Regions from separate parts of the Homo sapiens genome. Here region 2 is linked to region 1. Evidence: read pairs that join two places in POLR2A ChIA-PET (ENCODE). Cell type or tissue: Panc1. All regions are shown on one strand.

Region 1 (8,000 bases):
CTGAGGCACAAGAATCGTTTGAACGCAGTTGGTGGAGGTTGCAGTGATCTGAGATTGTGCCATTGCACTCCAGCCTGGGTGACAGAGTGAGACTTTTTCAAAAGAAAAAAAAATCAACTTTGTCAGATATCTTTACAGATCAGCCAGAGAAGAGGAAAACATTATCTTTATCTTTTTTTTTTTTTTTTTGAGACAGAGTCTCCCTCTGTCACCCAGGCTGGAGTGATATGGTGCGAATCTCGGCTCACTGCAACCTCCGCCTCCCGGGCTTAAGCAGTTCTCCTGCCTCACCTCCCGAGTAGCTGGGACTGTAGGCACACACCACCATGCTTGGCTAATTTTTGTATTTTTAGTAGAGACAGAGTTTGACCATTTTGGCCAGGCTGGTCTTGCTTGAACTTTTGACCTCAGATAATCTGCCCACCTCGGCCTCCTAAAGTGCTGGGATTACAGGTGTAAGCCACTATGCCCAGCCCAGTATGTTTATAATACATTCAAAACCTAAGCTTACTCTTTTTGAGGCGTAGTTTAACCTACTGATGATGTCCTTTCTAAGGTCTACCTTCTTAGAAAATAGTTTTGCCTTGTCTTTCATTCCTGAAATGGTGTTTTATATATTTTTCCATTTTAAGCAAGTTATGGACAGTTGTTAATCAAGCATCAGTTATGGTGACTGATCAGTTAAAATTAATCACTTCTTTTGGCTAGGCTCGGTGGCTCACTCCTGTAATCCCAACACTTTGGAGGCCAAGGCGGGTGGATCATCTGAGGTCAGGGGTTTGAGACAAGCCTGACCAATATGGTAAAACCCTGTCTGTACTAAAACTACAAAAATTAGCTGGGCATGGTGGCATGCGCCTGTAATCGCTACTACTCTGGAGGCTGAGACGGGAGAATTGCCTTTGGAGGTGGAGGTTGCAGTGGGCCGAGATCATGTCACTGCACTCCAGCCTGGGCTACAGAGTGAGACTCCATCTCAAAAAAAAAAAAAATTAAAGCACTTATTTTGATCATGGTACATATAAAACACTCATTTTGTATTCAAAACAAATTTCTGAATCAATGGGAAGATAGCCAGTTACATCTCTAAAGTTTTTTTTGTTACATAAGCTATTCATTAACTTTCATACCTAACAGGAAGGAAAAAATTTAGACTGAGAATCTTTTATTCACAAAACCATAGCAGTTTGTATTTTCTAAGTAAGATTATGGTATAATAAAAAACAAATGGTTTTTGATCTAGGTTCTTAATACTGGCTCCTAAAACCCTTGGAATCTTCTGAGTGATAAGAATGTCTTTTGTATGCCAATGAGTGACTCAAGGTAGGGGTTCCTAGATAGCCAGCTCTAGGATACCGGCTGGTTGGCCAGAAAAACCCACCAGGTGATTGGAGTTAGAACTTTCAGTCCCCTCCCACCTCACCTCCCAGGAAGGGAGAAGGGCTGAGAGATTAGGCTCAATCACCAGTGACCAAAGACTTAATCACCGTTACTATGTAATGAAACCTTGATTTAAAAGAACCCCTAAACCATGGGGTTTGGGGAGCTTCCGGGTTGGTGCACAGGTAGAGATGCTGAGAGGGTGAAACATCGAAGAAGGCAAGGAGCTCTGAGTCACCCCCTACCCCTCATAACTTAATATACCTGTCTTCAATTTGGCTCCTCCTGAATTGTATCCTCTGTAATCAACCCATAAACGTAAGTAAAGCGTTTTTCTGAGCTCATGGGAACCCCTGAATTTGTAGTCTCCGTGGCAGAAGTGTAGGTAGCTTGAGCACTCTATTTGCAGCTGGTGTCCGAAGGGGCGGGTCTTGTGGAACTAATCTCTCTCTTTTTTTTTTTTTTTTTTTTTTTTTGAGACAGAGTCTCATTCTGTCGCCCAGGCTGGAGTGCAGTGGCGCAATCTCGGCTCACTGCAACCTCTGCCGCCCGGGTTCAAGCGATTCTCCTGCCTCAGCCTCCCGAGTAGCTGCGATTACAGGCGCCCACCACCACGCCCAGCTAATTTTTGTATTTTTAGTAGAGACGGGGTTTCACCATGTTGGCCAGGCAGGTCTTGAACTCCTGACCTCTTGATCCACCTGCCTCGGCCTCCGGAAGTGCTGGGATTACAGCCGTGAGCCACCACGCCCAACCCGGGACTAATCTCTTAACCTGTGGAGTCTGTGCTAACTCCCAATAGTCTTAGAATTGCATTGTTGGACACCAAGTTGGGGAGAATTGGAAAATTTGGTGTAGAAAATCCCCACACATTTGGTGCTAATAATGATGTCAGAAACGACAACATTATAAATACTATGGGAGTATTTAAATTTACCCAAGTGTCACTCAAAAAGCAAACAGCAAGCCAAGAGGCGGTGGCTCACGCCTGTAATCCCAGCACTTTGGGAGTCGGAGTCGGAGGTGGAGGCGGAGGCGGAGGCGGAGGCGGAGGCGGAGGAGGATGAATCACTTGAGGTCGGGAGTTTCAGACCAGCCTGGCCAACATGGTGAAACCGCGTCTCTACTAAAAATACAAAAACTTGCTGTGCGTGGTTACACGTGCCTGTAGTCCCAGCTACTCGGGAGGCAGAGGCAGAATTGCCTGAACTTGTGAGTGGGTGGTTGCAGTGTGCCCAGATCACGCCACTGCACTCCAGCCTGGGTGACAAAGCGAGACCCTGTTTCAAAAAATAAAAAAAAAAAATCACATAGCAGATTGAAAATTCTTGGCATATCCAACAGTCATTGTGAGAACTTTTTTTTTCTTTTTTGAGACGGAGTCTCGCACTGTCGCCCTGGCGGGAGTGCAGTGGCGTCATCTCGGCTCACTGCAAGCTCCGCCTCTCAGGTTCACGCCATTCTCCTGCCTCAGCCTCCCAAGTAGCTGGGACTACAGGTGCCTGCCAACACGCCCGGCTAATTTTTTGTGTTTTTAGTAGAGACGGGGTTTCACCGTGTTAGGCAGGATGGTCTCGATCTCCTGACCTTGTGATCCGCCCGTTTCGGCCTCCCAAAGTGCTGGGATTACAGGCGTGAGCCACTGCGCCCGGCCTTTTTTTTTTTTTTTTTAATGGAATCTCACTCTGTCGCCCAGGCTGGAGTGCAGTGGCATGATGTCAGCTCACTGCAACCTCCGCCTCCCAGGTTCAAGCGATTCTCCTGCCTCGGCCTTCAGAGTAGCTGGGATTCCAGGCATCCACCACCCGCTCAACTAATTTTTGTATTTTTAGTAGAGACAGGGTTTCGCCATGTTGGCCAAGCTGGTCTTGAACTCGCAACCAGGTGATCCACCCGCCTTGGCCTCCCAAAATGCTGGGATTACAGGAGTGAGCCGCTGCACCCGGCCGAGAACTTCTTATATGCTCACTTATTACCAATGGCTTAAGTTTCTTACTTTCCTTTCTTCTTTTTAAATAAACAGAGATGAGCTCTCCCTATGTTGCCCAGGCTGGTCTTGAACTCCTGATCTCAAAAGCACTCCTGCTGCCTCGGCCCCCCAGAGTGTTAGGATTATGGGCGTGAGCCACTGCACCCAGCCTCCTAATTATGTTTCAATAAAAATATGGCCGGGCACCTCTGTAATCCCAGCACTTCGGGAGGTCAAGGCGGGTGAAGCTCTTGAGCTCAGGAGTTCGAGACTAGCCTGGACAACATGGTGAAATCCCATCTTTACAAAAAAAAAAAAAAAAAAATTAGCCAGGTGTGGTGGTGCACGCCTGGGAGGATCGCTTGAGCCCAGGAGGTTGAGGCTGTAGTGAGTTGTGATTGCACCACTGCACTCCAGGCTGGGTGACAGAGCAAGACCCTGTCTGAAAAAAAAAAAGCCTATGCATTTTGTTCTACCTCCACTGTTTACTATTGGAGAATTGTTCTAAATAAATAAATGAAGTATAATCCCAAAGCTTCTGTTTAAAGATTAAGAGATCGTCAATGAAGTTTAAAAATAAAAATAAAGTCCAGGCCCAGTGGCTCACACCTGTAATCCCAACACTTTGGGAGGTAAGGCGGGTGGATCATGAGGTCAGGAGTAGGAGACCAGCCTGGCCAACATGGTGAAACCCTGTCTCTACTAAAAATACAAAAATTAGCTGGGTGTGGTGGCAGGAGCCTGTAATCCTAGCTACTCCGGAGGCTGAGGCAGGAGAATTGCTTGAACCGGTGAGGCAGCGGTTGCAGTGAGCCAAGATCGCACCACTGCACTCCAGCCTAGGCGACAGAGCAAGACTGCGTGTCAAAAATAAATAAATAAATAAATAAATAAATAAATAAAGCAAAAACTGAGATCATTGTTAATAAATGAACATATACAATTATATATGGTTAATAGGTACATATAGAGTACAGCAGTGCCCCCATGTCCTTGGTTTCATTTACTGAGGTTTCAGTTACCCATGGCCAACTGCAGTCTGAAAATATTAAATGGGAATTTCCAGAAAAAAATTTTTGTAAGTTTTAAATTGCCTGCCACTCTGCATAGCAGGATGAAATCTTGCACCATACAGCTCTGTCAATTCTTCTCATTGTGTAGGTATTTTGTTATTTCACATCATCACAAGAAGTGTGGGTACAGTACAATAAGATATTTTGAGAGAGAAACCATTCACATAAGTTGTATTACAGTATATTGTTATAATTGTTCTATTTTATTATTATGTATTGTTACTCTATTACTATGCCTAGTTTATAAATTAAACTTTATCATGGGAATGTATGTATATATAGTTTGGTACTATCCTCAGTTTCAGGCATCCACCGGGGTTCTTGGGACATATTCCCTGCAGGTAAGGAAAGATCACTGCATTATGTGGTATAATGAAATATATGTTTAGTCTTTGTCCCCAGTTCCTAGCCCAAATCATCTAAAACCATTGGAATTTCCTGAGTGATAGTAGCTTTTGTTATTCATTACAAGCGCCTTCAATCACACCTCAGTATATGCTAACAAGGTGACTCAGGGTGGGGCCTCTCGATAGCTTCAGGATAAGAGCTGGTCTTTGGAAAAACCAAATACTTGATTAGAGGGTTGGAACTTTCAGTCCCCATCCTCCCCAACCTTGGACCTCCAGGGAGGAGACCGGGCCATGAGCCATGGTGACTCAGGCTTGTAATCCCACCACTTTGAGAGGCCTCAGTGGGAGGATCTCTTGAGGCCAGTAGTTTGAGACCAGCCTGGGTAACATGACAGGACCTTATCTCTACAAAAAAAATAAAAAAAATTAGCCAGGGGTGGTGGTGTGCACTTGTAGTCCCAGCTACTCAGGAGGCTGAAGTGGGAGGATCTGATGGCTTGAGGCCAAGAGGTTGAGGCTACAGTGAGCCTGATTGCACCACTGCACTCCAGCCTGGGTAACAGAGTGAGACCCTGTCTCAAAAAAAAACTCAACAGATTGAGGTGGAAGGATTCCTTGAGGCCAGAAATTCGAGACCAGAGACCAGTCTGGGCAACACGGTGAGACCCTGTCTCTACACCTTTTTTTTTTTTTTTTTCTGAGACGGAGTCTCACTCTGTCACCTAGGCTGGAGTGCAGTGGCATGATCTTGACTCACTAAAACCTCTGCCTCCTGGGTTCAAGCGATTCTCCTGTCTCAGCCTCCTGAGTAGCTGGGATTACAGGCACCCACCACCACGCCCGGCTAATTTTTGTATTTTTAGTAGAGATGGGGTTTCGCCATGTTGGTCAGACTGGTCTTGAACTCCTGGACTCAAATGATCTGCCCGCCTCGGTCTCCCAAAGTGCTGGGATTACAGGCATGAATCACTGCACCCGGCCTATTTTTACTTTTTAAAAAATTTCCTCCTTCTGAGGCAAGAGTGATATTTTTTCATTTTTAGTGATAAACCAGTTGTAAATTTAAATTCTTTAACTCTTAGTTTTGAGGACATTTGTGAATCTATAGTTGCTATGGAGACCAGAAGATGGGTTTCCTTTTGTTGAATCTAATGTTAGATGAAGGATGGAAACTTAAACAACAACAACAACAAAATATATATATATATATATATATATATATATATATATATATATATATATATATATTAATGACAAGGTCCTGCTATATTGCCCAGCTAGAGTGCACAGGCTATTCACAGCTGAGATCCCATTACTGATCAGCACAGGAGTTTTGACCTGCTACATTTCTTTTTGTTGTTGTTTTGTTTTGTTTTGTGATGGAGTCTCACTCTGTCGCCCAAGCTGGAGTGCAGTGGCTCATTCTTGGCTCACTGCAAACTCCACCTCCCGGATTCAAGCAATTCTCGTGCCTCAGCCTCCCAAGTAGCTGGGATTATAGGCGGGCACCATCACATCCAGCTAATTTTTTTATTTTTAGTAGAGACGGGGCTTCACCATGTTGGCTCTGCTGGTCTTGAACTCCTGATGTCAAGTGATCACCCCTCCTTGCCTCCCAAAATGCTGGGATTACAGACATGAGCTACGGTGCCCGGCCAACCTGATCCGTTTCTGACCTGGGTTGGTTCCTCCCTCCTTAGGCAACCCGGTGATCCCCCAATCACTGTGAAGGATGGAAATGTTAAAATGTCTCCAAAGTATGTTCTTGTGATAGCCTGATTTAAATGAAAAATGCATGCTACCTGAAACTCTTTGATGATTTTTTAAAAAATCATAATTACGAGTATTTCCATATGTCATAGAATAGCCTCATAATATCCTAGTCTTCAGCCACTTTCTTTTTTTTTTTTTTTGAGATGGAGTCTCAGTCTGTCGCCCAGGCTGGAATGCAGTGGTGTAATCCTGGCTCACTGCAACCTCCGCCTCCCAGATTCAAGCAATTCTCCTGCCTCAGCCTCCCGAGTAGCTGTGATTACAGGCACCCACCACCACACCTGGCTCATTTTTGTATTTTTAGTAGAGACGGGGTTCACCATGTTGGCCAGGCTGGTCTCAAACTCCTGATCTCAGGCGATCCGCCCACCCCGGCCTCCCAAAATACTGGGATTACAGGCGTGAGCCACTGCGCCCAGCCCACTTTCTTTTCCATATTTTTGAAGCTACTTTCCCCTACCATTTTTCTGTCATACACCCCTGGCAAATCTCAATGCTACTACCTCATTTCTCCACAAACAGTCACCAATTTCTGTGTCTTCACTGTCTCAAGTATGTCTTACTAAATGCACATTTCCAATCAGCTTGTTCTGTTCTCTGTAATAATTATTTAGAAAAATTTCCACTCTCTCCTAACCTCCTTCCTGTCCTTCTTTCCCATCTTTAGCCTAGACTGTATTTTGAACTGGTTAATCAACTTCTTATTCAAAATCTCCACCTAGATATCTTACAGAATATTCAAAACTGAAATAATGATCTTCAACCTTCTAAGACTGATTCCCTTTCAGTAAATGGTGCCATTCTCCAAATGCTCAATGCAACCCAGACCATCTTTACATCTAATCTAATACCAAATCCTAGTGGGGAGGTCTACCTCCCAAATAAACCCATTCTCCATATTCTCCATTTTTGCAGCCATTTCAAGTTAAAAAAAAAAGAAAACAAAAATAACAGAAAACAAAAGAAACTTCAAATCTGGTCTTTTTACTTTCCCCACCCCCTTAATTCAAATCTAATTTGCCAGAGTCATTAAAACCCAGGCAGGGCCTGGTGCAGTGGCTCACGTCTGTAATCCCAGCATTTTGGGAGGCCAAAGCAGGCGAATCATTTGAGGTCAGGAGTTCAAGACCAGCCTAACCAACATGATAAAACCCCATCTCTACTAAAAATACAAAAAAAATTAGCTGGGCGTGGTTGCACATGCCTGTGGTCCCAGCTACTTGGGAGGCTGAGGCAGGAGAATAGCTTGAACCCAGGAGGTGGAGTTTGCAGTGAGCCATGATCATGTCATTGCCCTCCAGCCTGGGTGACAGAGCAAGACCCTGTCTCAAAAAAAAAAAAAAAACAAAAGGCAGGATCGAAGGGTAATTTACTCAATGATAATATACTTTAAAAGTTTTTGATACTTTGCACTTATGGTACATACTGTCTAGTGCAGGAAATAGACATTAAATA
Region 2 (8,000 bases), 150 kb before region 1:
TTACTGTGACGAATGACAGGATTTAAGTGACGTGACCAACCTGCATCTTGGTAGGAACGTTTTAACTTCTTAGCTTAGCCTTGTGTCCTGGTTTGTTTCCTAAACCCCGGTGTTTGCTATTACCTCTCTGATTTCTGCTTTCACTTTTTCTAAAAGTCCAAGACTGCATTTTTGGAGAGTTCCTATTGGAGAGTTAGCTGGAATTTTAGATTGAACATCTTGCCCCAAAGTGTTAGACATCATCCTTGACTAGTGTGACCAGTGCCAGCTCTCGCTTGCATTGTCCTCTGTTGTGACAGCTAGCAGATGCATTGCCTTGCTGTCCCTAACCCTGCTCCCCTTTCCAGGCCTGGACTGGCACCTTCACACGACCTAGCAGGGTGTCATTGTTTAAATTGCATTGAGTGTCTTCAAGTAAAGGAGTAACTCTTTTTATATAATATGAGTGTCCTATTCATTCAGGCCCTCCAATCCTATGTGGACAGACAGATTCAGTTGCCTTTGTAGGTAATGAAATGATTTCTATAGTAATACTCAAATAAATGGGGAAGGGAAGAAAGGAGAGAGGAAATGGGCAGGTGGGGAGAGACAGAGAAAAAAGAGAGAGAGAGAGAAATAGTACAGGCATGGGCCACATAACAATGTTTCAATCAACAAGGGACCACATATACAACGGTGGTCTCATAAGATTATAGTACCATAATTTTCCTGTACCTTTTTGACATTTAGGCATGTTTAGGTACACAAATTCTTACCATTGTGTTACAATTGCCTACAATATTCAGCATAGTAACATGCTGTGCACATTTGTAGCCTAGTAGCCATGGGCTATATATACCATATGGCCGAGGTGCGTAGTAGGACATACCATCTAGGTTTGTGTACCTACACTATGATGTTTGCACAACACAATCCCCTAACAACACATTTCTCTGAATGTGTCTCTGTCATGAAGCAATGCATGACAGTATCTGTTAAGGACTGGTGGAAAACTAAATGACCATTTCAGAGGTAATCTTCCCTGTCAAGCTGGGTGATTTCCAGAACAGCTTCCTTTTAAACAAACACCAGGCAGTGCTTATATGCGGAATGTATTTGTTTAGAAACCAAATTTCACTGATATACAGTGTCTGTGTGTGAGGGGTTTCCTTTGACACTTGCTTAGTACATACCACATAAAAGGTATCTCAAACATAAATAGCCCTGGGTTTTTTGTTTTTTCTGCATATGCACAGGACTGCATTAGGAAGTCATTTATGAATAGCAGCAGGGTAAAAAATGCCCCAGATAGAGAAAAGAATGTAGCTAGTTTAATGTTTTTGCTCTCACATATGTACTCTCCCAAAACCCAGCCTTGAGATTTTGTATCAGTTCTTTTAGTGGTGTTGGGCAAGGCACACCCACTCCTCCCCAAGCACTGTATTATCTGAATCTCGATAATCGAGGGGGAAAAAGAGAAAAGGTGTTCGTGTATTAATATTGTGGAAATGGGGAAGGATTACATATAGATAGGTAGGTAGGTAGATAAAGATCTCCAAAATGGTCAATCTTTGAATTGCCAAATTCCCCAATGTAAGCAAAAAGATGTCAAATCAGATGGCGAAGTCTGAATACTGAAGCTCTTGCATATCATTCTTAGCAAGAAGAGTCAGTTAATATGCTAGTTCTCTCTTACCACACAGTTAAAACAAGTTTGGATACAAGACGTAGTAAATTATAAGCAGAGGACAGGTGAGCTATTTGTGTGAACACAGCTGAAGGCCTGGGGGTGGGGGGAATGTTTAACTATGAAAACAGACAAGAACATAAAAGGCCCCTTGGTGGTGCCATTTAGCATGGGGATTAGCAGCCACATAGAGCACAATGGCTCCTGAGCTCAGCCCTGCATTTTATAATTACTGACATGTGGTGTGATAATCCTAAACCATGAAAGGGAAAAAAAGAGACACTGCCACACACAGACCAACTTAATACTGCCCCAAAGCTGCAAGGAAGGGAATCAAAAAGGACTCCAAGCACTGCAAAGAGTTATTACAAACCTATGCACAGAACCCAAACCCTCACTAACAGACCTACTTGCTGGCTGTCTAACAAAGCAGACTCAGCAGACTAGCAGGTTCTGTAGCCCAGAACCAAGTAAGAGCTAAAAGGAAAGGACAACTAGCTGGAGTATGGGAAAAGCTTGCAGCTTGCACTGTAGAATCCAACAGACACAACTCGGGGGCTGGCTCCACAACTCACCATCTGGTTGTATAACCTCCCTAAGCCCAAGCATCCTCTTCTGCAAAAACAGTGACCACCAAGCCTCCCTTTCAGGCTGACGACAAGACTGGCAGAACCAAACAAGTGCCTGGCAGGTGGCTGGCCCACAGGAGACACGCAGTCTTCACCACTACGGCTGCTAGTATTGTCATTTGGGGGATGTGAGAGCTGTTAAGAGGCAAGTCGAGCAGTTAGCACTTGACAGTGTTTACTTCCTTCTCTTTCTCCCCACTGTGGTCTTTCCTGCCCTCAAAAAGAACCAAAAAAGGGACAGCTTTATGCCAATCCTCAGAGAAGGTACAAAGTAAAAGTGACTTGGAGCCACATGTGTGATTAACCACACATCCCATTTGTCTGTGCCTGCCAAAAAGCCTGGAGCCAAATTTCAAACACAATCATACCAACCACATAAACCCAAATGGCTCGCAAGCTGCACCCTTCTTTTTCCCTTGGTCCTCATTCTGTATTTCTGCTTACACTGTTGGTATGCCTGTTGCTGGAGGCTCATCCCAAATCCTCTTTTGGAATGAGGCAGAGAAGCTCATAGGGTTATGAGCTTTTTGACGGGTGAAGTTATTAAACCTGGCCCCTTTCCCATGGTAATGGAGCCTCCTGATCCCCACTCCACCCCTACAGCCAGGCACTGGCACGCCCATTGCTCCTTTAATGTCAAAACAAATGCATAAATTTAAATGTCCATATCTTTTCTACACATATGTAATGGCTAACTTGGGACTTATCCTCAGCAGCTTTTCATAATAAGCAAGCAATTAGATAGGTCAGAAATAGAAAAGACACACCACCACATAAAAGCAGGTCACAAGTAAAAATTAGATGATAGGAAACAAAATTGTTGCCATTCCAGCAACTAATGAAAGTATGTTACTGTAAACAAGCCTCTAATGGTGCTGTAACCCCTCTCAGGAATCAGGAAACGCCCTGAGCAATTAAACTCGGGAGTCCGACACAAGGGGGCGGCTGCATTTTACTTCAAAGTCAGAGGGTACTAGGAGCTGGTTTTCATGGGGATGGAAACCATGACACTGGTCCTCACTTGCTCTAAAAGATAAATCTGATCTCTCAGCATTGTTTATGCTCTTCTGCTGTCCTCTGTTGCCAGAAAGTCATTTTCCAGTTTCCTGTTCGCTTCCAAGGCTGTTGTTTCCGAAACCAATGATTACAAATGAGAGGTGTGTTCTCAGATGAAAAATACAATAGGTCTACTCTGACCCGAGGAGAACCCAGCAGGGAGGCCGATGACAAAACATTGCTTTGGTACTGAGGGCTTTTTATGTACTGTTGTAACAAGTGTGTTTCTGATACAAATTCTCTGCTGGCCTATAAAACTGTTCATCCAACTTAAGCGTTACTGTCTCCCTAAATCTTGTCAACCTGCTGCAGTTACTACTTTTGGGTGTAGGCTCTGTCACCGCCTCTACACAGGAAAATTAAAAATCTCTCCCCAGCTGAAGAACTTTAAGGCACCTGGGAGGTAGGAATTTATTAATAGTAAAATATTAGATATGGGGTGATTTATAATAGATCTTGATACTGATCTTGCACCAATAACAAGCCAAGGGGAAATGGGGCTGATTTAGTAATTCCCTCACATTTAAGGATGACATCATGAAAACCAACTACTCCAGTCTTCAGTCATAGTCAATTACAGCTTGGAGCCAGCACGGTAATTGTTTTGCTAATTTGTAAGTAACGGCACTTATTTCATTTTGAAAAATATTTGCCTTTAATATTTGGTAGAGGCCAGGTGAGGTGGCTCACACCTGTAATCCCAGCACTCTGGGAGTCTGAGGCGGACGGATCACTTGAGGCCAGGAGTTTGAGACCAGACTGGCCAACATGATGAAACTCCATTTCTACTAAAAATATAAAAAATTAGCCGGGCACGGTGGCATATGCCTGTAATCCCAGCTACTCAGGTGGCTGAGGCATGAGAATTGCTTGAACCCGGGAGGTGGAGGTTGCAGTGAGCCAAGATCACACAACTGTGCTCCAGCCTGGGTGACACAGCAAGACTCTGTCTCAAAAAAAAAAAAAAAAAAAAAAAATTGGTAGAGACTGCACAAAGGCTGCCTCTGGCCCTCCTACTATTACCCTCAAAACAGATCAGCTGTTATTTTTAGCATAGACCATATCATGACATATCTACAAAAACCAAGTTATCCATTGAAAATAACAAAAAGCATTAGGTGAGTTTAAGTTGAAGGAGTAAGCAATCTTGGTAAAAGTGAATTGAGCCAACGTAAACTTTATAGACTAATTAGCATGTCAGCAGGTCAAACGGTTTTTTTAAATAGTTTCATTGAGATACAATTCCCATACCATAAAATTCACCCACTTAAATTACAATTCAACAGTTTTTAGTATATTCACAGAATTGTGCAACCATTAAAATTTTAGAACATTTTTGTCATCTCCTCCACCTTTTTTTTTTGTTGTTGAGATGGAGTCTCACTCTGTTGCTCAGGCTGGAGTGCAGCAGCGCAATCTTGGCTCACTGCAACCTCCACCTCCTGGGTTCAAGTCATTCTCCTGCCTCAGCCTCCCAAGTAGCTACGACTACAGGCACCCGCCACCATGCCAGCTAATTTTTGTATTTTTAGTAGAGAAGGGGTTTCACCATGTTGGCTAGGCTAGTCTCAAACTCCTGACCTCAGGTGATCCACCTGCCTCGGCCTCCCAAAGTGTTGGGATTACAGGTGTGAGCCACCTCGCCCGGCCTCCACTTTTTTAAAAAAACATGTAACGTTTAGCAGTCAACCTCCATTTCCTTCTTTCCCCTCTAGCCCTAAGCAATGACTAATTTACTTTGTCTCTATAAATTTCTGTATCCTGAACATTTCACATACATGGAATCATATGATATGTGGTCTTTGTGTCTGTCTTTTTTCATTTAGTGGATTTTCAAGGTTCATCCATGCTGTAGCACCTATCAGTATGCCATCCTTTTTACTGCTCAGTAACACTCCATTGTATGGATATACCATATTTTATTTACCCATTCATCAGAAGATGAAAATTTGGGTTTTTCCACTTTTGGACTAATGCTGCCATGAACAGTCACAGACAAGTCTTTGTGTGGACATGTGTTTTCACTTCTCTCGGGTATATACCTAAGAGTGGAATTGCTGGGTCATGTGGTTCAAATGATTTTTAAAAACTGTTTGCATAGCTGCGGGAATGTTCTCCATAGTCATATGTCAAAAGAGTGAGCGATATTTAATCCTTATACACACCCATCTTACCAACCACAAACAATCTTTCATTCTCTCGTCCTGACCCTCATTCTGATGTTATCCTCTATGCTCACTTTGTATATGCAAACTACTCTGAGATCTGCCGTATGTGAGCAACGCAGAGCCAGATGGAATCTCCAAAAATCAGTTATCCCAAAATCTTGTTTTCAAACAGTATTGAACTACAACCATCTAATTCTTAAAGGTCCGTCTGTTGTCTATTCTCAGAAACATCTTCAAATCACTGGCCCAAAATCATACATATACTATACTAATATCGAAAGAGAATAATGTTCAGGTTTTTAAACAAGTTTGAGACTACCCTTTGTAGGCCCTCTTTCTTTTCTTCCTCACTGAACACACTATGTCCCTGATGCCAGCTAATGTTATGTATCCTCAGTACTGCCAGGTCCTAAAATGAATCCCATTTTGAATAACATAGTAACCAAGTGCAGGAGAGCTCTGCTGTCACTCCTCGAGGTATTTTTCTCTTGTTTCAGTAGTCTTACTCGAATTTGTTTTCAGAGTCAACAACAGTACTGCACAATTTAACGTCAAGAATTTTCTGCTGTTGCTGCTTCTGTAACAGCTTGGACTTTCTTTTCCCTCTGAGTTCCTCTGAGAGAAGCATATATAAAATGAGTAATTGTCGCTGCTAAAGAATTGCTGGAGTCAGCAACGCTTCATAGGAGCTGCATTTCCTCCTCTCCTCCTTTCCCTCTCACCACAAACTCTCCCCCATCAGTTCAGAATTAAAGGCACATTACTGGGATAAAGAAATCTGACCTGAAATATGAGTTGCAGCAACAATGGCAAGCAACCAAGAGTATTAACAATAATTTCCAATGTTGCTGGAAAGGTTAGATGATCTGTCTTTGAAATGAGCCAACTCTGCACACGTTCATGAGATTAAAATCAGCTTGCTTTTCCTTAACATCTCGTGCTTCTCCTCTTCCTACCACCCCAAAAGGATGGGGTGGCTGAGGCACATAAACAAGTGGCTCTGGAAATTAACTTTCTTGACCAGAAGAAAGCTCAAAGATAAATTCCATTCTGCATTACTTTTCCTATACTTCACTATGATCAGGATTTTTTGTGGTTTCTCTCTCCCTGGAGAGCGAATACCTGAGTGATAACATTTCTGACACACAGAAGCTTAAAAACAGAATACTCTGTGTTATCTTGTTGGGAAATCTGTACTCTTAAATGATGACCATTCACCCACAATCTAGGCCATTTTTGAGCCACAGGAAAGAGGACGCCATTTCTCTCTGAAGATGATGACCTTGCGCAAATAAGTTTTCTGCACCTGTTTTGTCACCTGTAAAATGAGTATAATTGTAGGATTCATGGAGTTACTGTATGAGTGCTTCGAACAGTGTTTGGCAGAGTAAATGCTGAGTAACTATGAGCATATATCTTTATCATCACCATCTCCGCTAATGTCACCGCCACCTTTGGGAAGCTGCCTAGATAGTGATAAGGAGCTATGCTCAGGGATTTTCAGGCAAGTACAAAGTACCGCCATCTTTATTCCAGAGTGTTCCCATTTCCCCTCACTCATCCTGCAGAAGCAATAAGTTCATATGACAAAGTAAAGAAAGAAGACAGAGGACACAGGAGGAAATGGGAAAGACATTTCACAACAACAGAGAAAACGGTACCTTATTTGGTTTCTCACAATCATGTTTAAAAGATGAAATTATTATTATTATTTTTGAAACAGGGTTCTGCTCTATCTCCCAGGCTGGAGTGCAATGGCAATCACGGCTCACTCCAGCCTCGATTTCCCAGGCTCAAGCAATCCTCTTGCTTCAGCCTCCCAAGTAGCTGGGACTACATGTGCTAACTACCACACCCTGCTAATTTTTTTTTTTTTTAGTTTTATTTTTAGTAGAGATGAGGTCTTGCTATGTTTCCCAGGCTGGTCTTGAACTCCTGAGCTCATGCGATCCTCCCACCTTGGCCTCTCAAAGTGCTGAGATTACAGGTGTGCACCATCACCATGCCTGGCCTAAAAGTTGAAATTCTTATGAACGTTTTTTTCCAATACGGAGGGCCAGGAAATGGGGAGAGCCAACCAATCTCTAGACAGAGAAATCCTAAAGTTGCCCAATCCAGACAGCAGCTGGTATTTTAAATCTGTTCTCTTATGTTCATACATGAGCTTCTTTTGTTGAACCCCAGAAGAGAAGAAAAGGACTTCTGTCCAGAAAATCATCTCTGCAGACTCAGTGGCAGTGGGCTGAGAGCTGACACCTGCACCTACCTCTCTCTGTAGCTGGCCAGGCCCCTGGCCTGCAGTGCGGAGATTCAGGACATGCACCTCCTGTGGCAGCCCAGTTGTGCCTCTGCTGGCACAGCCTGACAAAACAGTGAAGCTCTCCATCAAGGCCTGGACAGGATGGGAGGCACTGACAGGTGACAGTTCACACAGTGCACCAGGCTCTGGACCTGCCAAGGGAATCACAAACACAAGCCACT

What was found. Peaks named below come from ENCODE experiments on the same cell type or tissue, not always from the same donor. Only the 100,000 strongest peaks of a DNase experiment are listed, where the experiment ranks them.
Region 2: POLR2A ChIA-PET joins it to region 1 with 15 read pairs; 2 of 35 experiments call an interaction of 5 or more read pairs at or near these places.

The regions. Positions count from the first base shown.
Region 1 is chr1:91,939,314-91,947,313 of GRCh38, forward strand. No RefSeq gene overlaps it. Among named protein-coding and RNA genes, the nearest start is that of BRDT, 6.1 kb to the right of the region's middle. RefSeq lists enhancers at 2,162-2,848, 2,849-3,534. In Panc1, no CTCF peak of the experiment used is centred here; no DNase peak of the experiment used is centred here; H3K4me3 peaks cover 315 bases.
Region 2 is chr1:91,789,502-91,797,501 of GRCh38, forward strand. TGFBR3 (transforming growth factor beta receptor 3) reads right to left here. Exons shown (of 17, transcript NM_003243.5): 3 at 7,786-7,970. Among named protein-coding and RNA genes, the nearest start is that of TGFBR3, 93 kb to the right of the region's middle. RefSeq lists a silencer at 6,771-7,065. In Panc1, a CTCF peak has its summit at 3,199 (motif pointing right); no DNase peak of the experiment used is centred here; H3K27ac peaks cover 930 bases.